Linked DNA regions of Homo sapiens: region 2 is linked to region 1. The links are chromatin loops, found by intact Hi-C in ENCODE. Cell type or tissue: IMR-90. All regions are shown on one strand. Each heading gives the region's core, and the rest is flanking DNA. Links, peaks and the distances in the headings are about the cores only.

Evidence for each region. Hi-C counts contacts between places; a loop is a spot of excess contacts. Peaks named below come from ENCODE experiments on the same cell type or tissue, not always from the same donor. Only the 100,000 strongest peaks of a DNase experiment are listed, where the experiment ranks them.
Region 2: a loop joins it to region 1, with 3 times the contacts of the local background. A loop is called at or near these places in 30 of 110 quality-filtered maps.

What each region holds. Positions count from the first base shown.
Region 1 is chr12:53,296,142-53,307,155 of GRCh38, forward strand. It overlaps PFDN5 (prefoldin subunit 5), which reads left to right. Exons shown (of 6, transcript NM_002624.4): 3 at 103-134; 4 at 1,709-1,783; 5 at 1,904-2,009; 6 at 3,128-3,309. The coding sequence ends at 3,204. It overlaps MYG1 (MYG1 exonuclease), which reads left to right and starts at 3,554. Exons shown (of 7, transcript NM_021640.4): 1 at 3,554-3,812; 2 at 4,009-4,121; 3 at 6,893-7,052; 4 at 9,767-9,919; 5 at 10,057-10,179; 6 at 10,539-10,720; 7 at 10,825-11,014. The coding sequence starts at 3,597. The coding sequence ends at 11,008. RefSeq lists enhancers at 1-308, 2,526-3,725, 3,229-3,318, 3,359-3,458, 3,364-3,658 and 2 more. In IMR-90, for the core only: a CTCF peak has its summit at 3,795; DNase peaks (open chromatin) are centred at 2,260, 3,160, 3,520 and 4,300; H3K4me3 peaks cover 1,821 bases; H3K27ac peaks cover 4,345 bases.
Region 2 is chr12:53,154,134-53,165,147 of GRCh38, forward strand. It overlaps CSAD (cysteine sulfinic acid decarboxylase), which reads right to left. Exons shown (of 17, transcript NM_001244705.2): 11 at 7,140-7,256; 12 at 6,994-7,058; 13 at 6,630-6,711; 14 at 5,987-6,186; 15 at 5,754-5,805; 16 at 5,490-5,579; 17 at 3,530-4,551. The coding sequence ends at 4,378. It also overlaps the pseudogene EIF4A1P4. Among named protein-coding and RNA genes, the nearest start is that of ZNF740, 21 kb to the right of the region's middle. RefSeq lists enhancers at 4,420-4,920, 5,294-5,921. In IMR-90, for the core only: a CTCF peak has its summit at 5,423 (motif pointing right); a DNase peak (open chromatin) is centred at 5,448; H3K27ac peaks cover 152 bases.

The DNA of each region.
Region 1 (11,014 bases), core at 9-8,008:
TTCACACTGTCTGTGGGTGCTGTGCCCTGTTGGAACTCTCTTTAACGTCTTACGTTGGAGCCGCTAACCTTCCCCAGGTGTTTGTCTTCATTGCTTTCACAGGGAAAGAATTACTCGTCCCACTGACGAGTTCTGTATCCTTTCCACAGGAACGGCTACCTGCTGCCTTCTCCCTTTCTCCTTCACTCCCCCAAAAAGCGGGGAGGGGGATTGTTTTGATTACTTCAGATTACCCTCTCCTCACAATGATTTTGAGGATACCCTTTTTTTTTTTCTTTCTTTTTTGAGACGGAATTTCGCTCTGTCGCCCAGGCTGGAGCGCAATGGTGAGATCTTGGCTTACTGCAACCTCCGCCTCCCGAGTTCAAGAGATTCTTCTGCCTCAGTCTCCCGAGTAGCTGGGACTTTAGGTACGCGCCACCACGACCGGCTAATTTTTGTATTAATAGTAGAGTTGGGGGTTTCACCATATTGGCCAGGCTAGTCTCGAACTCCTGACCTCGTGATCCGCCTGCCTCGGCCTCCCAAAGTGCTAGGATTACATTACAGGCGTGAGCCACTGCCCCCGGCCAAGAATACTCTTATTACACACTTTGTAGCTCTTTTATCTGACTTCACACCAACATCCAGCTAATGTCTTGTGAACACCAAGGAGTATGTATAGTTGAGATGTAATATTTCCCTTTGCTGTTTGAGAACATTAATATGGAGATAAAGCTGGTGGTTTACACTTTGCTAATATCTTAGAAGATACAGGCAATAGACAAAAATAGGAGGATATAGAAACAGGGAGCTTGGCTCTGTTAATCTTCAACTTCAGCTTAATTGTGGCTCATTTCTAAACTGTCACTAAGAAACCTGGATTGTGTTCACTTGTTCAGTGTTTTATTTGAATGAGCAAGTTATGGCAGTAGGGCATCTTTAATCTGTAGTCTCAGAACTGACAGGCTAAAAGGAACACAGGAATAGTAGTGTGTAGTAGGGAATGGTTTAAAAAAAAAAATTAGCCAGGCACAGTGGTTCACGCCTGTAATCCCAGCACTTTGGGAGGCCAAGGCTGGCAGATCACCTGAGGTCAGGAGTTAGAGATCGGTCTGGCCAACATGGTGAAACCCTGTCTTTACTAAATATACAAAAATTAGCCAGGCGTGGTGGCACATGCTTGTAATCCCAGCTACTCCGGCGACTGAGACAGGAGAATTGCTTTAACCCGAGAGGCAGAGGTTGCAGTGAGCCGATAGCGGGCAATTGCACTCCAACCTGGGCGATAGAGCGAGACTCTGTCTCAGAAAGCAAAAAACAAACAAAACATTGACTTTGTCAGGAATTAGCTACTTCATGATTGAGGGCATTAAGGGAAATGAGGCTGGCTTTTTACTTGTAGTACTCTACAACAGTAGGAAAACATGTCTAGTCTTTCTGGAGGGGCTAATGGGAAGAATTGCAAGAACTGCTTAGAGAGTGAGAGATGGGATGAGGCAGGACAAGAGGGTGTTCCAGCATACATCATTTTCTCCTTAAAGAACCAACTTCTCTGTCTTCTTTCCATTTGGAGTTATAGGTATTGTTCTAAGGCCTCCAGATTATTCAGTCCTTATGCCTTGTAGCTTTTTGGAAAAAGAGGGTCTTTGGAGGCCAAGCAGGCTGGCTGGCGGAATCATGGCTCATGCTGGGCTGGCTAGTTTTTCCCTTAATTCTTGCTTCTCAGATGTATGTCCCTGGGAAGCTGCATGATGTGGAACACGTGCTCATCGATGTGGGAACTGGGTACTATGTAGAGAAGGTGAGTGAGAGCATGTGGATGCCCCTCTAAACAGGGAAGGGAAATTCAGGGGAAGCTCTAGAGCGCAGCATGGCCAGAGGGAGTCTCCTTTTAGCCCCTTATTCACCTCTGATCTTGTAGACAGCTGAGGATGCCAAGGACTTCTTCAAGAGGAAGATAGATTTTCTAACCAAGCAGATGGAGAAAATCCAACCAGCTCTTCAGGAGAAGCACGCCATGAAACAGGGTAAGTTTTTCCTGGGGCACCTCTTGACCCTATCTCCATAATAAGGAACATGGATTGCAGTGTGAACCACGGGGGTGTCCCCTTTGCTGGAGTAAAACTATGTCTTAGTTTCTCTTTGGCATCTTTAGAATCTGTGTATTGCATAATCACTATCTGTAGATTCCTGGGTTGAGCGTTTGAGAAATTTAGAGGAAGGAAATCATGTTTGTGCTTTGGTGGAGCTCCTATTTAATGACGATGGAATGGGGGAATGAGATGAACACACAGGAAGGAATCATGATCCAAACGAACTAAATACCAGCAATTATAACCCCGACTGCACATGAGAATCACTCAGGAAGTTTAAAAAGAAAGCTTGGGCCCATTCCAGATTGACTAAATCAACTTGGAAGTCAAAGGAGGGGAAGTTGTACCAAGGTCTGTTTTTTTTTAAAAAAGCTCCCCTCTGTTATAATCAGGATTCAGAACCAGTGTTCCAAAGGTAAAAATCTTTCCCCATCATAGTTTTCTGATTATGTCAGACTCATTTAATACCATATTGTGTTCGTTTTTATATCTTTGGTTAGCAGGTTTTTTTTTTTTCCGAGAAGAGTCTCATTCTCACCACACCCAGCTGTGTTAGCATATTGACCGATGCATTGTAGACCCTAAATTTGTGTTAGTGACCCCACAGTGGATCACTGAGTTAAAGTTTTATTAACAATGCCAGGCGCAGTGGCTGACGCCTGTAATCCCAGCACTTTGGGAGGCCAAGGCAGGTGGATCACCTGAGGTTAGGAGTTCAAGACCAGCCTGGCCACCATGGTGAAACCCCATCTCTACTAAAAATACAAAGTTAGCCCGGGCATGGTGGTGCATGCCTGTAATCCCAGCTGTTCGGGAGGATGAGGCAGGAGAATCGCTTGAACCCGGGAGACGGAGGTTGCTGTGAGCCAAGATCGTGCCACTGCACTCCAGCCTCGGTGACAAGAGCAGGATTCTGTCTCAAAAAAAAAAAAAAAAGGTTATTAACAAACTGTAGTTAGTCGGTCGCCTGTCCTTAAACTTGCCTGTCACTTCTCCTTAACTCTAGGTTCTCCTTTTTGCTTCTAACCTTTGACTCTTATTTTTTTCCACAGCCGTCATGGAAATGATGAGTCAGAAGATTCAGCAGCTCACAGCCCTGGGGGCAGCTCAGGCTACTGCTAAGGCCTGAGAGTTTTTGCAGAAATGGGGCAGAGGGACACCCTTTGGGCGTGGCTTCCTGGTGATGGGAAGGGTCTTGTGTTTTAATGCCAATAAATGTGCCAGCTGGGCAGAATGTTGGTCTTTTCTTGGATTAAGCAAGGGACTGGTGATGAGATGGGGGGTGTGGTCGAGAGTGTGGGCCCCGTCTCAGAGCCTGATGCGCAGGGGTGATGCGATGCGCCTCTTGGAGGCTCCATCGCAGGGCCCTTTGACCAGCTGGAAGAAATCCTAGGCTGGGAGTCTGCTGCTGCTCACTCTGCAGAGCTGGTTGCCAAGGGAACGGTTGGCAAGCGGAAGTGGGGCTGCGCTGGCGCTTCCTCTTCCGGGTCGGCGCTCCTGCCTCCCTGCAGGGAGCTGCTTATGGGACACCAATTCCTGCGCGGCCTCTTAACGCTGCTGCTGCCGCCGCCACCCCTGTATACCCGGCACCGCATGCTCGGTCCAGAGTCCGTCCCGCCCCCAAAACGATCCCGCAGCAAACTCATGGCACCGCCCCGAATCGGGACGCACAATGGCACCTTCCACTGCGACGAGGCACTGGCATGCGCACTGCTTCGCCTCCTGCCGGAGTACCGGGTACGGTCCGCGAAAAGTGACCCTGGGACTGCGTGCATGCATGCCTCCGGGGTGGATGGCATTCCGCCAACAGGGTCACTCCGATAGCGCCCGGCAGCCCAAGCACCCTTCCTACCCTTCCTGCCTCCCTGAAGTCCAGCATTAATCCCCTACCCGGCGACACCCGGCAGCCCCTTCACCCCTGTGTACCTCGCAGGATGCAGAGATTGTGCGGACCCGGGATCCCGAAAAACTCGCTTCCTGTGACATCGTGGTGGACGTGGGGGGCGAGTACGACCCTCGGAGACACCGATATGACCATCACCAGAGGTAGGTTCTCAGATACCATTTATTTAACTTCCTTGACCTCAGCTTTCCTCTGTGCTCCAATTCAGCCATCCACTGCCGTAGTCCGCGTCAGCGAAAAGAACTGCTTCATCACTGAAATCAAACTCCCACTAGGACTACATCATCCTTCCGGCCCTGCCTGTTCTTCACCCATCTCCCTGGCCTGGGACCTCCTTTGGTTCCCAGGGAGTCCCTCAGGCCCCTTATCTCATCTCCTTCCTTAGCCAAGGCTTTTTTTCCATCAGCAACTTCATCACCCCAACTAAATAAACCCATCTGTGATTAATCCATTCTGGTGCCCTTGCTGCTGCACCTAACTGCTGGGCCCACATGATTGTGGCAGTTGGTGACAGTTCAGATGTGTGAAGTTTTCTACTTCATTTACACCCTTCCAAAGGGAAATCCTTCTTGCTCAAGGGTAGCCCATTCCAATCCTTTTCTTCTCCCTCAAGCCTCTACCGCATCAAACTGAGTGTCCCTGCCTCTTTTCAAAAGAAGTTGAGCATTTCCTCAGTCTCCCACCTCAAACATCCTCAGCTCCCTCCTACCAACTAAGGGAAATTTCTTCCCTTCTATTGGAGGTTAATCCTCTGTCCTGTTTCCAGTCTATTACTTTCTTCTCTGGGATTCTTTTTTCTTTTCTTTTTTTTTTTTTTTGAGACGGAGTCTCCCACTGTCGCCCAAGCTGGAGTGTAGTGGCACGATCTCGGCTCACTGCAACCTCTGTCTCCCAGGTTCAAGCGATTCTCCTGTCTCAGCCTCCCGAGTAGCTGGGACTACAGGCACCCACCACCACACCCGGCTAATTTTTGTATTTTTAGTAGAGACGGGTTTCACCATATTGGCCAGAGTGGTCTCGAACTCCTGGCCTTGTGATCTGCCCCGCCTTGGCCTCCCAAAGTGCTGGGATTACAGGTGTGAGCCACTGTTGGCCTATCCTCTGGGATTTCATGTCACAGTTCCACTAGTGTCTCTGCCTCTCCTTCCCTACAGCCTAAAACCCTTCTCAAGTATCTTCCATCTTGAAAAGAAACACAGGTGTAAAAACAAAACCCTCCCTCAATTATACCACACCACGAGAAGTAATTATCTTGGAGAGAGGGATTATGATGTTTTAAGTCTCTCTCCTTTTTTCTTTTTTTAGCATACATATTATAAATGATGTCAGGAAGAAACCCTCCCAATATTTACAGCCTAAGCTCTCACCCTTGCTTCTCAGCCACCCTTCAAAAAACAGCTGACCGTGGCTTCACCTGTTCCTTTCCAGTTCATTCCCCTCAAGCCCACTCTCCCAGTGTCTTCTCTGGAACTGCTCGGCAGAAGGGCACCAGTTACCTCAGCACCAAACCAGGGAGCTGGTAAAGGGTCTCAACTGATCTCTTTAGCACTTGGCATTATTGACCACTTCCTTTTATCAAATTGTTTTTAAGATGGAGTCTCGTCTGTCACCCAGGCTGGAGTGCAGTGATGTGATCTCGACTCACTGCAACCTCCGTCTGCTGGGTTCAAGTGATTCTCCTGCCTCAGCCTCCCAAGTAGCTGAGACTACAGGCGCCCAGCTAATTTTTGTATTTTTAGGAGAGACAGTGTTTCACTATGTTGGCCAGTCTGGTCTTGAACTCCTAACCTCAGGTGATCCACCCGCCTCAGTCTCCCAAAGTGCTAGGATTGCAGGTGTGAGCCACCATGCCCAGCCTCATTTTTTTTATTTTTACTTTTTTTGAGATGGAGTTTCGCTATTGTTGCCCAGGCTGGAGTGCAGTGGCACTCAGCTCACTTCAACCTCCACCTCCCAGATTCAAGTAATTCTCCTGCCTCAGCTTCCCAAGAAGCTGGGACTACAGGCGTGTGCCACCATGTCCGGCTAATTTTTCCATTCTTAGTAGAAACAGAGTTTCAGCATGTTGGCCAGGCTGGTCTCAAACTACTGACCTCAAGTGATCACGCCTTGGCCTCCCAAAGTGTTGGGATTAGAGGTGTGAGCCACTGAGCCCAGCCTGTATTTACTCAATATTTAATAATAAAAGTCAGTTAACAAATGGAGCTCCCTAGGTAATTCTGAGATGGACTGGTATTTAGAAATCATGGCTGTAGTTTCTGCTTCCCTAACATCTGTTATATCTTTTCTCTATTTTCTGCCCCACTGCTGTTCAAATTCTTGCCTTCTTTATTCACCTGAACCATTGCAGGTAATCTCCTTGCATCTGTTCTCCATGCTGGCTGGTGCAATGCTGTAACATGCACCTGCCTGCTTAAAATCCCCCAATGACTTCGATTACCCACAGATAAAGTCCGATGGTCTGGCCCTGCCTGCCCTTCCAGCTTTTTCTTTTGCCATTCACTTCTCACACCTGAGCTGCCTTTGCTGAAGTTCCATCAAGACACTTGTCTCTCAGCCATCATTCATGTTGTTCTCTCTGCTTGGAATGCTTTTTCTCTTTCACCCCTTGTCTATCTGGTGGACACCCACTAATTCATCTTTCAGAACTGACCTGAAGGCTCTCCTCTGAACCCTTTCCTCATCCCTTCCTTCCTTTCCCTTGTCTCGTCTAGTGAGAGTACTCAGGGGGTTGTGTTTGTCGGCCTCCGGCAGATGAATCTGAAAGCAAGGACAGTGTCTTGGTTTTTTATCCTTAATGTCTAATAAAACATAAAATGTGGCAGATAGGAAGCATTGAGTTAACCATTGAATGAATGCATGGAGACTCTAGCCAAGGTCCCTCACCTCAGCCCCACCTCCCTATGCTCCTCAGGTCTTTCACAGAGACCATGAGCTCCCTGTCCCCTGGGAAGCCGTGGCAGACCAAGCTGAGCAGTGCGGGACTCATCTATCTGCACTTCGGGCACAAGCTGCTGGCCCAGTTGCTGGGCACTAGTGAAGAGGACAGCATGGTGGGCACCCTCTATGACAAGGTGGGGACCTGAGGACAGAGATGCCCCCCACATGCATTTCCAGCAGGCCGCCTGGGAGCAGTGCTCACACAGCACTCAGCACTGGGCCTCGGGTCAGGGTTCCTGGCCTATAGCAGGCCCAACACTCATCCTCTCCCTCAGTCAGGCTCATCTCACAAGGGAATGGTGATACCTCCCCTGTCTACATCCTGGGGTGGTTGTGAGAAGTGGATGCTGTAATATATGGGGAAGGGCTTTGAAAACCATAAAGCAGCATGGCCCCGTCTTTTTATTGACACACACAAACAGCAATTGCTCAGCACCTTTGGGTAAACAGAGGGGAGGCTGCTTATGTGTGGAAGCAGATGGCTCAGAGGTTCTGGCTGCCCTGAAGGTTGAGGGGAGTGTATGTTAGGCACCACTGTAGTTCACTAGTGGCACATAAATTGGGAAGCTCAGCTGAGAAGAGTTTTATTATGAAACTGTCTTTGGATTCCACCAGTGTCCCCTGCAAGCAGCTTCCTGCTCTTAGGGAAAGAATATGGCTAGTGGCCCTGGCATGCAAGTCAGGTCGCACAGTACTGAGGACACTTACTTGTTTACAAGTCAAAGCCCAGGTTCAGTCAGCTGTATTTCTTGCAGGTAGGCTGTTGAATTCAGTTCTCAGTTTTTTTGTTGTTTTTTGTTTTGAGATGGAGTCTTGCTCTGTCGCCCAGGCTGGAGTGCAGTGGCGCAATCTTGGCTCACTGCAAGCTCCGCCTCCCGGGTTCACGCCATTCTCCTGCCTCAGCCTCCCGAGTAGCTGGGACTACAGGCGCCCATCACCATGCCCGGCTAATTTTTTGTATTTTTAGTAGAGGTGGGGTTTCACCGTGTTAGCCAGGATGGTCTTGATCTCCTGACCTCGTGATCTGCCCACCTCAGCCTCCCAAAGTGCTGGGATTACAGGTCTGAGCCACTGCACCCGGCCCATCAGTTCTCAGTTTTAGCTTGCCCATTTTCTGCCCTCTGTAACTATAGAGTTTTTGGAATATCAAGATTTTAGACTGCCTGGGTCAGTTTTCCCTTCCACTGCTGAAGGGTTTCTAAACAACTGACTAAATTTTTGTTGTTGTTTTTTTTTGTTTTTTTGAGACGGGGTCTTGCTCTGTCATCCAGGCTGGAGTGCAGTGGCACAATCTCAGCTCACTGCTACCTCCGCCTCCTGGGTTCAAGCGATTCTCCTGCCTCAGCCTCCCAAGTAGGTGAGATTACAGGCGCCTGCCACCACGCCTGGCTAATTTTTTATTTTTAGTAGAAACGGGGTTTCACCGTGTTAGCCAGGCTGGTCTCAAACTCCTGACCTCAAGTAACGCACCCACCTTGGCCTCCCAAAGTGCTGGGATTACAGGCGTGAGCCACTAATCCCAGCAACAATTGACTAAATTTAACCCGTATTTTTTTTTGAGAGACTGTTGCCCAGGTTGGAGTCCAGTGGTGCCATCATGGCTTGCTGCTGCTTTGAACTCCTGGGCTCAAGCAGTCTTCCCACCTCAGCCCCCCAAGTAGCTGAGACTACAGGTGCATGCCACCATGCCTGGCTAATTATATATCTTAATTTTTTTGTAGAGAGGGTCTTGCTATGCTGCCCAGGCTGGACTCAAAAACTCCTGGGCTCAAGTGATCCTCCCACCTCAGCCTAAACCCATGTTTTTTTTTTTTTTTTTTTTTTTTTGAGACGGAGTCTCGCTCTGTCGCCCAGGCTGGAGTGCAGTGGCGGGATCTCGGCTCACTGCAAGCTGCGCCTCCCAGGTTCACGCCATTGTCCTGCCTCAGCCTCCCAAGTAGCTGGGACTACAGGCGCCCGCCACTACGCCCGGCTAATTTTTTGTATTTTTAGTAGAGACGGGGTTTCACCGTTTTAGCCGGGATGGTCTCGATCTCCTGACCTCGTGATCCGCCCGCCTCGGCCTCCCAAAGTGCTGGGATTACAGGCGTGAGCCACCGCGCCCGGCCTAAACCCATGTTTTAACTGAGCATCAGGTTGGGATCCAAACCAAGAAGAGCTGGGCATAGGAGTTACTTTCTCAGTGCTCTGAGAGTAGCACTTTTCTACATACCACAGGTGTACTGTTATGGAGGCCTATTTTGTAGGGTAATTTTGCATAAAGTTTCTGCCCCGAGACTCTTGAGGCATTATCCTACCATTTATTCAGACCCAGGAGACAACTGCTGATGTCATGAGGCACATTATGGGCTTCCCTGGAACCCTAACCCAGCAACCAGCTTTTGGTGTCTAGTCTCACACTCATTTTCTCCCACTTGACTTGTGTTCTCAACCAGAGCCGCTCCTGCACCTCATTAACCGTGTCACTGAATACCTACTCACCCCACCTGGAGATTTACCAGCCTTCAGCCACAGGGACCCACTCCCACAGAGAGCCTCTAGCACCTAGAGACCTTCCTTGTTCAAAAGTTAGCAGTCCCCTCCCTACACGTGTTGGCTTTGGTTTGGGCTTTGTGCAGCAGAATGAGCATGGATTAGAAATCAGGTGATCTGAATTCCAGTCACAGCACAACGAGCTGTCTGAGCTTCAGCGAGCTGCTGAACTTGCCAATTCTCCCTTTTCTCATCCAGTTAATGTTGAGAGATCCTCACAGGGCTGAAAGAGTGTGTATGAACATACTTTGAATCATGTAAGATTTCACATAAGTAGCAGGTAGCCTCAAGAAGGTTTCCCCTGCTGCTGCCTTAGATGTATGAGAACTTTGTGGAGGAGGTGGATGCTGTGGACAATGGGATCTCCCAGTGGGCAGAGGGGGAGCCTCGATATGCACTGACCACTACCCTGAGTGCACGAGTTGCTCGACTTAATCCTACCTGGAACCACCCCGACCAAGACACTGAGGTAAGGTGGCCTGGGAGGAGACCCGGAGACCTGTAAGAACCTTGGGTGGGGGGAAAATGGGAGCATTTGCTCCTCCTAAGCCCTAGCAAATTCCAAGTTTGGGCCAGCATCATGGTTCTAATTCTCATCATTCCCAGGCAGGGTTCAAGCGTGCAATGGATCTGGTTCAAGAGGAGTTTCTGCAGAGATTAGATTTCTACCAACACAGCTGGCTGCCAGCCCGGGCCTTGGTGGAAGAGGCCCTTGCCCAGCGATTCCAGGTATAGGCCTTGGAGGAGGCATTATGGCTTGAGGATTACTGACTGCCAATCAACAGGAACTCCTGCTTCTTCTACCCTAAACCCTGGAGTGCAGTGGCAGACAACCTCAACCTCTTAGGCTCAAGCAGTCCTCCCACCTCAGCCTCCTGAGTAGCTGGGACTACAGGCACACACCACCTCACCCAGCTAATTTTTGTATTTTTTGTAGAGACAGGGTCTTACTTTGTTGCCTAGGCTAGTCTCAAATTCCTGGGCTCAACTGATCCTCCCACCTCAGCCTCCCAAAATGTTGTGACTACAAACATGATCACCATGCCCAGCCTACCTTAAACCTTCTAGCTATGCTCTCCCTCTTTCAGGTGGACCCAAGTGGAGAGATTGTGGAACTGGCGAAAGGTGCATGTCCCTGGAAGGAGCATCTCTACCACCTGGAATCTGGGCTGTCCCCTCCAGTGGCCATCTTCTTTGTTATCTACACTGACCAGGCTGGACAGTGGCGAATACAGTGTGTGCCCAAGGAGCCCCACTCATTCCAAAGCCGGTGAGGCCCTAGGGAACCACTCTGCAGACCTTCAGGCTTGTCTCAGCCTTGTTAAGAGAAGGCTGCCAACTCTGACCCCTGCTGTACTCCCTCTTTCTGCCCAGGCTGCCCCTGCCAGAGCCATGGCGGGGTCTTCGGGACGAGGCCCTGGACCAGGTCAGTGGGATCCCTGGCTGCATCTTCGTCCATGCAAGCGGCTTCACTGGCGGTCACCACACCCGAGAGGGTGCCTTGAGCATGGCCCGTGCCACCTTGGCCCAGCGCTCATACCTCCCACAAATCTCCTAGTCTAAT
Region 2 (11,014 bases), core at 1,752-9,751, 140 kb before region 1:
TCACCGAGAAGATGCATGCTCGAGATTTCACTGTCTTCACCATTCGTGGAGATATGGACCAAAACGAACAAGACGTGATCTTGAGGGAGTTTCGTTATGGCTCTAGCAGTTTTGATTACCACTGACCTGCTGGCCAGAGGCATTGATGTGCAACAGGTTTCTTTAGTCACCAACTATGACCTTCCCACCAACAGGGAAAACCATATCCATAGAATCGGTCGAGGTGGACGGTTTGGCCGTAAAGGTGTGGCTATTAACGTGGTGACAGAAGAAGACAAGAGGACTCTTCGAGACATCGAGATCTTCTACAACTCCTCCATTGAGGAAATGCCCCTCAATGTTGCTGACCTCATCTGAGGGGCTGTCCTGCCACCCAGCCCCAGCCAGGGCTCTATCTCGGGGGGCTGAGGAGCAGCAGGAGTGGGGAGGGAAGGGAGCCAAGGGATGGACATCTTGTCATTTTTTTCTTTGAATAAATGTCACTTTTTGAGGCAAAAACAAAACAAAACAAAACACTCTAACATTGCAACCCACTCAGGCGTTTCCAATGCCTTTATTTTCCTATTTGAGGGAAATATCATTTCCCCAGGCCAAGGGCAAGATGGGTGACTAAACCTGGAAATGGCCTCAACCTTCCTGCAAGTAGTAGATCCACAGCACATGGTTAATAATTTATGCTATTAAGGTTAGGCTACTAAGGCTATTAAGGTGTACGGTCCTAACGGACACACCTATGAATTAGATATACCTGTCAACAGAAGCCGGTCAGATCCATGGTTAAGAACCAGAATAAGATGGTCTGAGTTTAGTTTCTGACTCCACCACTTACAAGTTGTGTGACTGGCTGGGTGTGGCGGCTCTGCCTAGAATCCTGGCCCTTTGGAAGGTTGAGGCTGGAAGGTTGCTTTGAGCCCAGGAGTTTGAGACCAGCCTGGGCAACATAGCCAGACCCTGTCTCTATTTTATGTAGGAGGCTGAGGTAGGCGGATCACGAGGTCAGGAGATCGAGACCATCCTGGCTAACATGGTGAAACCCCCTCTCTACTAAAAATACAAAAAAATTAGCCGGGCGTGGTGGCAGGCGCCTGTAGTCCCAGCTACTCGGGAGGCTGAGGCAGGAGAATGGCGTGAACCCGGGAGGCAGAGCTTGCAGTGAGCCGAGATCGCGCCACTGCACTCCAGCCTGGGCGACAGAGCGAGACTCCAACTCAAAAAAAAAAAAAAAATGTTGTATAACTGAGAGAAGGCAACTAGTTCCCGGAGCTCATGAACCATTCACTCAACAAAGTAACCACCTCATAAGCACCAGACACTATTTTGGGAGGTAGCAAAATGTAAGCTCTCTGCGCTCAGAGCTTACATTCCAGTTAGATGAGACAGAAACTTTAAAAATAAATAATTAAAATATAGCATATACTATTATTGAATCCAGAGATTCCGAGGCTGAATTTTGGGAAAGGAGGAAAAGAAACATCAGTTTTATAAAGTTAAAAGGAAAAAAAAAAAAACAGGTGATTAACTGATTTTATGTTCTGTTCTTCTGGCCTTCTCTTTAAAATATTTCTCAAATGGAGATTATTCAAGGAATTTGAAGATTTTATTTTTGTTTTCTGGCTTTGCTTTGAGTTGAAAAGAAGCTTTTTTTTCTGTATTTGAGACATTTTGCAAATACACAGAATCCTTTAAGAGTAGAGTTTGGAGTTTACATTGAAGGTCTCAAAAATTCTATTATTAGGGGAAATTAAAATACCATTCATAATGAGAATCACAATTTTATAGGGGAATTACTAGTAATTTATGAAAGGCTTTTTTTCTCCAAATGGTCAAAAGAATTGTGTTGGAAATTTGGATGTTCTTTTGCTATGGTTCGTACAGTCTGTATTTGCCTCTTCAAATAACTTTGGATGACTTTTACATGGCCACATTACTGTTTCCATAAATGATATTTTTAGGAACTGGAAATAACAAAAAGTTCTGGTAGTCTTGCCACTTGTCCTTAATAACTTGTGTAGCTAAATATCTCTTTCCCAAAAAGTGAGTGAGAAGCAATACCAGCTAGGATTTTAAATGATAAATGGATGGGCTGGGCGCGGTGGCTCACACCAGTAATACCAGTACTTTGGGAGGCCGAGGCGGGAGGATCACTTGAGGTCAGGAGTTCGAGACCAGCCTGGCCAACATGGTGAAACCCCATTTCTACTAAAAATACAAAAAATTAGTCGGGTGTGGTAGCACGCACCTGTAATCCCAGCTACTTGGGAGGCTGAGGCAGGAGACTCACTTGAACCCGGAAGGCGGAGGTTGCAGTGAGCGGAAATCACGCCATTGCACTCCAGCTTGGGCAACAAGAGCGAAACTCTGTCTCAAAAAAAAAAAGTTAAATGATGTTTTTATGTAAGACAGTAAGAAAACCACAGGACATACAGTGGTTTGGTTGCTGGTTAGTTGTCTTTATTGTTAACTTTTCTATTGTTTAAATTTCAGAAGAAAAATCTTTGTGTGCATGTTAAGATTTTTCAAGATTGATAATTACATAAGGCTCTGGTCTCAAGATCCAATCAGTACCCATTTTGTTTCAATGTCACCAAAGTAAAATTGATTATAGGGTGACTCTGCTTTTTTCTTTTTTTTATATATACGTATTTTTTTTTATTATACTTAAAGTTCTAGGGTGCATGTGCACAACGTGCAGGTTTGTTGCATATGTATACATGTGCCATGTTGGTGTGCTGCACCCATTAACTCGTCATTTACATTAGGTATATCAACTCTGCTTTTTTCTCTCCCATTAAAGGTTTTTGGGAAAAAAAAACATTGTTCCTCTCTTACACATGCTTTTTTATTTTACCTTTTTGAGACAAATTCTCACGCTGTTACTCAGGCTGGAGTGCTGATGCAATCACAGCTCACTGCAGCCTCAACCTCCTGGGCCCAAGCAATCTTACCACCTCCTCTGAGACAGCTGAGACCACAGGTGTGCACCATCATGTCTGGCTAATTTTAAAAAATTTTTCTTTTTTTAGAGATGGGGTCTTGCTATGTTGCCCAGGCTGGTCTTGAACTCCCAGACTCAAGCGATTCTCCCACATCAGCCTCACAAAGTGCTAGGATTATAGGCATGAGCCACCACACCTGGCCACATCTTGTTTAAAAAAAAAAATAAAGATCCTCATTATTTGATTGAATGTTTTGTTTTGCTTCGTTTTTTGAGACAGAGTCTCGCTCTGTCGCCCAGGCTAAGGTGCGATGGCGTGATCTCAGCTCACTGCAAGCTCCGCTTCCTGGGTTCAAGCGATTCTCCCACCTTAACCTTCCGAGTAGCTGGGATTACAGGCGCCAGCCATCATGCCTGGCTAATTTTTGTATTTTTAGTAGAGACGGAGTTTCACCATGTTGGCCAGGCTGGTCTCGAACTCCTGACCTCAGGTGATCCACCCGCCTCGGCCTCCCAAAGTGCTGGGATTACAGGCGTGAGCCACTGTGCTCGGCCGGTTGAATGTTAATAAATTTTAAAAACATACCAAAAGAATGCAGTTGAAATTTTAACTTTATTATTTTCCTATTACAAAAGCAACACATATTCATTACATAATAAAAGGGAGGGAGCTCAAAAGATATAAAGAAGTCTATGTTTTTTTTGTTTGTTTGTTTTTTTAAAGGAGTCTGTTTTAAAATTGCCTATTATCCTATTCCAGGGAAAACTATTAACATTTTGCCATATTTCATTTTATCAGTCTTTTCCTATGTATTTTTGAACACAGCTCAAATATTACTCTATATAAAGACTTGTATTCAGCTTTTTCAACATAAATTACATTAAAGTTATTTTTATGTCAATAAAAATTATCTTTGTAAACAAAATTTTAATGGCAAAATAACATTTCATCATATAGACATACTGTAATTTATTTAAACACTCTCCTAAAATCAAATATTTAGTTAGGAGAAAGTTAGTAGGTCAAAGCATATAAACATTGCGCAGGTCACTGTGGCCTAAAAAGGCTGTTCTTTTTTATTTTTTTTGGAACAGAGTCTCGTACTGTTGCCCAGCCTGGAGTGCAGGGGTGCAATCTCGGCTCACTGCAACCTCTGCCCCCTGGGTTCAAGCAATTCTGCCCCAACCTCCTGAGTAGCTGGGTTTACAGGCACAGGCCACCATGCTCGGCTAATTTTTGTATTTTTAGTAGAGACAGGGTTTCACCTTATTGGCCAGGCTGGTCTCGAACTCCTGACCTCAAGTGATCCACCCGCCTCGGCCTCCCAAAGTGCTGGGATTACAGGCGTGAGCCACTGCACCCGGCCTCAAAGGCTGGGAGGGAATGCAGTGACTCTGCGGGTGAGGGGTGGTATCAAGGCCGGCAGCAAGACAGAGAAGGCTCACAGGTCCTGGCCTAGCCGCTCCAGCTCGTTGAGGAGGAAGTCCATATCAGCACAGGTCAGTGCAGAGTTGGCCACAACCACACGGAAGAAGTTGCCCCGGGTCCCGTGGGGCTGGTAGCCAATCATCATGGAGCCCTCCTTCACCATGCGCTCCTTGAGCACGGGGGCCACCTGTGGAAGGGTGGAGAGAGATTCCAGCTGCAGCCTGGGTCGGCTGACAGGTAGGCTGGCTTCTTGTCCTGCCAGGCTTCCAGAGGTGCTTTTCCTTCCCACCCAGCCACCTTCTGGGGGTAGCACACCTTGCTCAGACCTTGACCTTGGCCTCAGTTTACCTTTCTGTCATATCTAACCTGCTTGGCCTTCGCTATCTTCTGCTTTTCTCCCCATTTCTCCTGTCTCCAAGAAATCTGTCCTGTGGGACATTTTCTGCCAAATCTTGACTTTCTCTTGATTCCTAACACTGCTTTAGTCTAACTTCAAGCCTTGGTCATCTAAGCCTTAGTCAACACCTTCTTCTCCCCTCTCTTAATTCCTGTAATATTTTTGATAATATTAATCTGTGCCCTGTGATCTAGCAAGTAATTTACAACACTGCCTTGAACACATTGCTTCCAAGTAGGTAACTCTTGCCTTATAATAACAACTCCATAAGGGCAAGAACATTTGTCCTTTCAGATCATCTGCAGCACCTAGTACCACTCTATCTTTAGGGACCAGGATATAACACAGCTCCTCGCCTCCAGATGGCACTTCTAGACTGGCTTTCTCGGGTTGCTGTGTCCCTAGCACGGGTAATAAGGCTTTTCCATGATCATTCTGCCTCATATCTGTCCTGGGCCTGAGTTCCCAGCCCAATTGCCAGCACAAGGCTCTGTGTACTACACACTGGTGACTTCTCTGACTTCTCCTGTAACACACGTCGCTGCTTCTTACTTCCCAGAAACATACCTTCCTCCCCATCCCCACCCCTACCGAAAAGAGAGCATCCACGCCTCAGAGCAAGAGACCAGCAAGGAGACCTGCCATGCCACTCCCAGCCAACAGGGGGCAGAAGCGCATCAGTTGCATCAGCTCCCTAACGGGTAAAGAGAGCAGCACAGCACGCCTACCTTTGACAGCCTTTCGTGGTAATCTGGACTCTCCTGCTTCCCTCGCAGGCTGGGGGGTACGAACCAGAAACACACATTGACAAACTCAGGCTGAGAGGAATGAGAAAGAGGAAGGTGTGAGCTGAGAAAGGGGGACCGTTTTCCCTCTCCCTGCCCCTTTCCCCTCTCCCTGCCCTTTTCCCTCCACTAGGGCTTTAGTTGGGGCTTGGGGGCTGCAAAAGAGCTAGGCTGGGGCAGGGGCCACAAAATAGAAAGGGGTCCTACCTCCATGACTAGCTCAAACCCTTCCCGCTTCTTCATTTCCTCCACCAGGTACCTGTGAACAGAGAGTGAGAAACCATAGGCGGGGAGGAAAAGCAGAGATCCAGACAGAAGAGGCCCACGTAGAATGAGCCACAGAGAGACCGAGAGAAAAGTAATCCCGGGAGCAGGAAAGAGGGAGGGGCATGGACCCAGGAGAGGGGAACAGGGACGACCCCCCACCTCCTCCCGCCTACCGGGCAAGGACAAAGGCCTGGTCGATGCGCCGCTCCAGCCCTTGATCGCCCTGTGCCTTCCACATGAGCCACAGCTTCAGACAGTCCACACGGCGGCCACACTGCACCACCTTGTCTCCCGTGTCCAGAGCCACATCGTAGAACTTGTCCTGCTGGAAAAGGTAGCTGGCCTGGGACCCATGGCAGCGCTTGAGCAGGTTCTGTGTGGGGGTGAGGAGATTGTCAGACCCTACCCTCTCCACCGAGGCTTTCCTCCAGGGCTGCACTGTGGGGGTCTTAGCTCAGGATACCCTCTTCTTTCCCTGGAGCCAGATGGCACTGCTGGGACGGCTGCCTGCTGGCTCCAACACCTTTCTTTGGGTTTCCTCCCAATACCCAGGGTTCTTCCCAAACTCTGATGGCAACCTCAAGCTAGAAACTCCAGGATACCTCTGACTCCAACTTCAAGCTGGAAACTTTTCTTTTAAGAGAGGCCACTGGGGGAGTGAAGGAGCCTAATACAGGTTAGGGTGGTAGCTGAGATGCAGCTTCAGAAGGGATGGTAAAGAGAATAGAGAAAGGCCTGAACTTTATCTAAGGTGGGATAGAGAAGGCAGAGCTCCAGAGAGAGGTGGGGCTGGTGCAGGGGCAGGGGCAGACCCACCGAGGTATCCTGGAGAAGAAGTGCAGAGCATTGCAGGCCTGCTGCGAGGAGCTTGTGGGGATTCCAGGCCACAGAGTCAGCCCTGGATGGGGTGGAGCAAAGGCAGGTCAGTGGCTCCTCCTCCAGCTGCCCAACCAGAGCCCTTCCTCCTTTTCCAGGTCCCCAGCAAAGGGGCTTTGGTCTCACCCTCACCCCAGCATCAGGAAGAACTGCCATGTCTGACCTCCCAGCTCCAATCAATCCTCTCTCCAGTCCCCCTCCCCTCAGCCTCCTACCCCAGCCATGTTAAACTCCCTAGTCCATGATGATTCTCTGGACCAATGGTTTGAAGGGCGGGATTTGGGAAGAAGGGGACTGTATGCACCTCTGGATCCCATCCAGGAGATGCCTGTGTGTCTGTGACAGCAGGACGCTCCCACCCCAGGCAGCCTGTGGAGCAGGAGGAACAACGTGGGCCTTGGCCTTGGCTCAGCCCACCCCACCGCACCCCCAAGCCGAAGTCCCACTCACATCCACATGCAGCCATAGCCCATGACGCTGGCACACATCAGCAATTGCCTCCAGGGGGTCAAAGGCCCCTAGCACAGTGGTGCCAGAGGTGGCACTGACCAGGAACGGCACAGCACCCTGTTGCCAAAATGTAGAGGGAGAAAGATGTAAAGTCATCTCAAAAGCTACTCAGAGCCTGATGCTGGGCCCAGCTCTAAGCTCTTTGCATGCCTAAAATGGCCCATTTCAACCTCACAACAATGTGTTACTGTCCTTTTTAATGTGCAGCCAGGGACACTGAGATTCAAAGATCCAAGCAGAAGCTGCAGAGATGGACTTCGAACCTAGGTTTTCATTTCCAAAGCTCATACTCTCAAAGAACTTGAATGTTTTACTGGAAGATCCAATGCTATTGAAAAAAAATTGAGTCAGGCATAGTGGCTCACACCTATAATCTCGGCACTTCAGGAGGCCAAGGCAGGATTGCCTGAGGCCAGGAGTTCAAGACCAGCCTGGGCAAAATAGCAAGACCCCATCTCTAAAAAAATTTTTTTGTTTAATTAGCCAAGTGTAGTGGGCATGCCTGTAGTCCCAGCTACTCAGGAGGCTGAGATGGGAGGATTGCTTGAGCCCAGGAGTTTGAGGTTACAATGAGCTATGATTTTGCCACTGCACTCCAGCCTGGGCAACAGAATGAAAGCCTGCCTCAAAAAATATAAACAAATAGGCCAGGCACGGTGGCTCACACCTGTAATCCCAGCACTTTGAGAAGCCAAGGCAGGTGGATCACTTGAGGCCAGGAGTTCAAGACCAGCCTGGCCAACATGGCAAAACCCCGTCTCTATTAAAAAATACAGAAATTATCTGGGTGTGGTGGTGCACGCCTGTAATCCCAGCTACTTGGGAGGCGGAAGCCGAGGCAGAGGCATGAGAATCGCTTGAACCCGGGAGGCAGAGGTTGCACTGAGCCAAGATCACACCATTGTACTCCAGCCTGGGCAAAAGAGCAAGATTCTGTCTCAAAAATAAATAAATAGGCTGGGTACGGTGGCTCACACCTGTAATCCCAGCACTTTGGGAGGCCGACGCGGGTGGATCACGAGATCAGGAGTTCAAGACCAGCCTGGCCAAGATGGTGAAACCCTGTCTCTCCTAAAACTACAAAAATTAGCCAGGCACAGTGGCAGGCGCCTGTAATCCCAGCTACTCAGGAGGCTGAGGCAGGAGAATCACTTGAACCTGGGCAGCAGAGGTTGCAGTGAGCCAAGATTGTGCCACTGCACTCCAGTCTGGGTGACAAAGTGAAACTCTGTCTCTAAATAAATAAATAAATTTGAATAGTACAAAAGTTTATGCAGAAATTGAATTAGTAATTTTTAAAACTACTACAGCTGGATGTGGTAGCTCATGCCTGTAATCCCAGCACTTTGGGAGGCCAAGGCAGGAGAATTGCTTGAGCCTAGGAGTTCAAGACCAGCCTGGGCAACCTAGTGAGACCTCACCTCTACAAACGAAAAAAAAATACATAGGCTGGGCGTGGTGGCTTATGCCTGGAATCCCAGCACTTTGGGAGGCCGAGGCGGGCGGATCACCTGAGGTCCAGAGTTCGAGACTAGCCTGACCAACATGGAACAACCCTGTCTCTACTAAAAATACAAAATTAGCCAGGCATGGTGGCACATGCCTGTAATCCCAGCTACTCTGGAGGTTGAGGCAGGAGAATGGCTTAAACCCGGGAGGCGGAGGTTGCTGTGAGCCAAGATCACGCCATTGCACCTCAGCCTGGGCAACAAGAGCAAAACTCTGTCTCAAAAAAAAAAAAAAGAAAAAAAATAGACAGGTGTATAGGGGTGCACTCCTATAGTCCCAGCTACCTGGGAGGCTGAGGTGGGAGGATCACTTGAGCCTGGGAGATCAAGGCTGCAGTGAACCATGATTGCACCACTGCTCTACAGCCTGGTCAACAGAGTGAGGCCCTGTCTCCAAAAACAAACAAAAAAAATCTACCACAGTGGGAGTCTGAGGCAGGAGGATCACTTGAGCCCAGGTGGTCAAGGCTGCAGTGAGCCCTGATCGTGCCACTGCACTCCAGCCTCAGCAACAGAGCAAGACCCTGTCTCCATTTTTTTTAAGTTAAAAAGAAAAGAAAGGCCCAGGCAGAGATGGCTTTGCTGATGAATTCCATCAAACATTTAATGAAAAATTGGTAACAGATCACAAACTCTTCCAAAAGACAGAATATACAAAAATCAATTGTATCTCTATACACATTAGCAATGAACAATCTAAAAATGAAATTAAGAAAACAATTTCATTTACAAAAACACCAAAAAAGAATAAAATACTTAATCTATTTAACAAAAGAAGTATAAAGCATATACTCTGAAAACTACAAAACACTGTGGAAATTAAAGACCTAAATAAATGAAAATATGTTTCATGTTGATGAATGAACACAATTCCTATCAAAATCCCAGTTGCCCTCTTTGCAGAAATGGACAAGCTGATCTTAAATTCATATGGAAATTCAAGAAACCCAGACTAGCGAAAAACAATCTTGAAGAAAAGAACAAAGTTGGAGGACTCACACATCCTGATTTCAAAACATACTACAAAGCTACAGCTGAATCAAGACAATGTAGTCTACAGGATAGACATGTAGATCAGTGGAACAGAACTGAGAACCCAGAAATAACCCTCACATTTACAGTCAAGTGATTTACAACAAGGATGCCAAGACAATTTATTAAAGAAAGAATTGTCTTTTCAACAAATGGTGTTGGAACAACTGGATATCCACATGCAAACAATGCAGTTTGAATGCTTTTCTCACATCACACCCTCAAATTAATTCATATTGGATCACAGGCCTAAATCCCAGGGCTAAAACTATAAAACTCTTAGAAGAAAATATAGGAGTAAATCTTTGTGAGCTTGGATTAGGTTAAATATAACACCAAAAGCAGAAGCAACCAAAGAAAAAACAGATAAATTGGACTTCAAAATTTAAAACCTTTGTACTTCAAAGGACACTATCAAAAAAGTGAAAAGTCCAATAGCAAAGACATGGAATCAACCTAGGTACCCACCAACAGTGGATTAGATTTTTTTTAATGTGGCATATACAAACCATGAAGTATTATGCAGCCATAAAAAAGAATGAAATCATGTCCTCTGCAGCAACATGGATGCAGCTGGAGGCCAGTATCCTAAGTGAGTTAACACAGAAACAGAAAACCAAATACCACATGTTCTCATAAGTGGGAGCTAAATACTGAGTCCACATGGACAGAAAGATGGGAACAAAAGACAGTGGGGACTATAAGAAGCGGGAGGGAGGGGAGAAAAGGTTGAAAACATACCTATTGGGTACTATGCTCACTACCTGGGTGATGGGTTCAATCGTGCCCCAAACCTCAGAATCACAAAATATACCCTTATAACAAACCTGCACATGTACTTACTGAATCCAAAATAAAAGTTTCAAAAAAGTGAAAAGTCAACCTAGAGAATGGAAAGAACATATCTGAAAATCATATATCTGATAAGGGACTTGCATCTAGAATATATGAAGAACTCTTACAACTCAGTAATAAAAAGACAACATAATTTTTTTAATGGGCAAAGGATCTGACTAGACTTTTTTCAATAAAGATAAATAAATTGCTAATAAGCACATGAAAAGATGCTCAACCATCACTAATCATTAGGGAAATACAAATCAAAACTACAATGAGTTACCACCTCACACCTATTAGGATAACTACTATCAAAGTAACAGAAAATGAGGGGATGCATGGCTCATGCCTGTAATCCCAGTACTGTTGAGAGGCTGAGGTGGGAGAATGGCTTGAGCCTAGGAGTTTTGAGACCAGCCTGGGCAGCACAGCGAAATG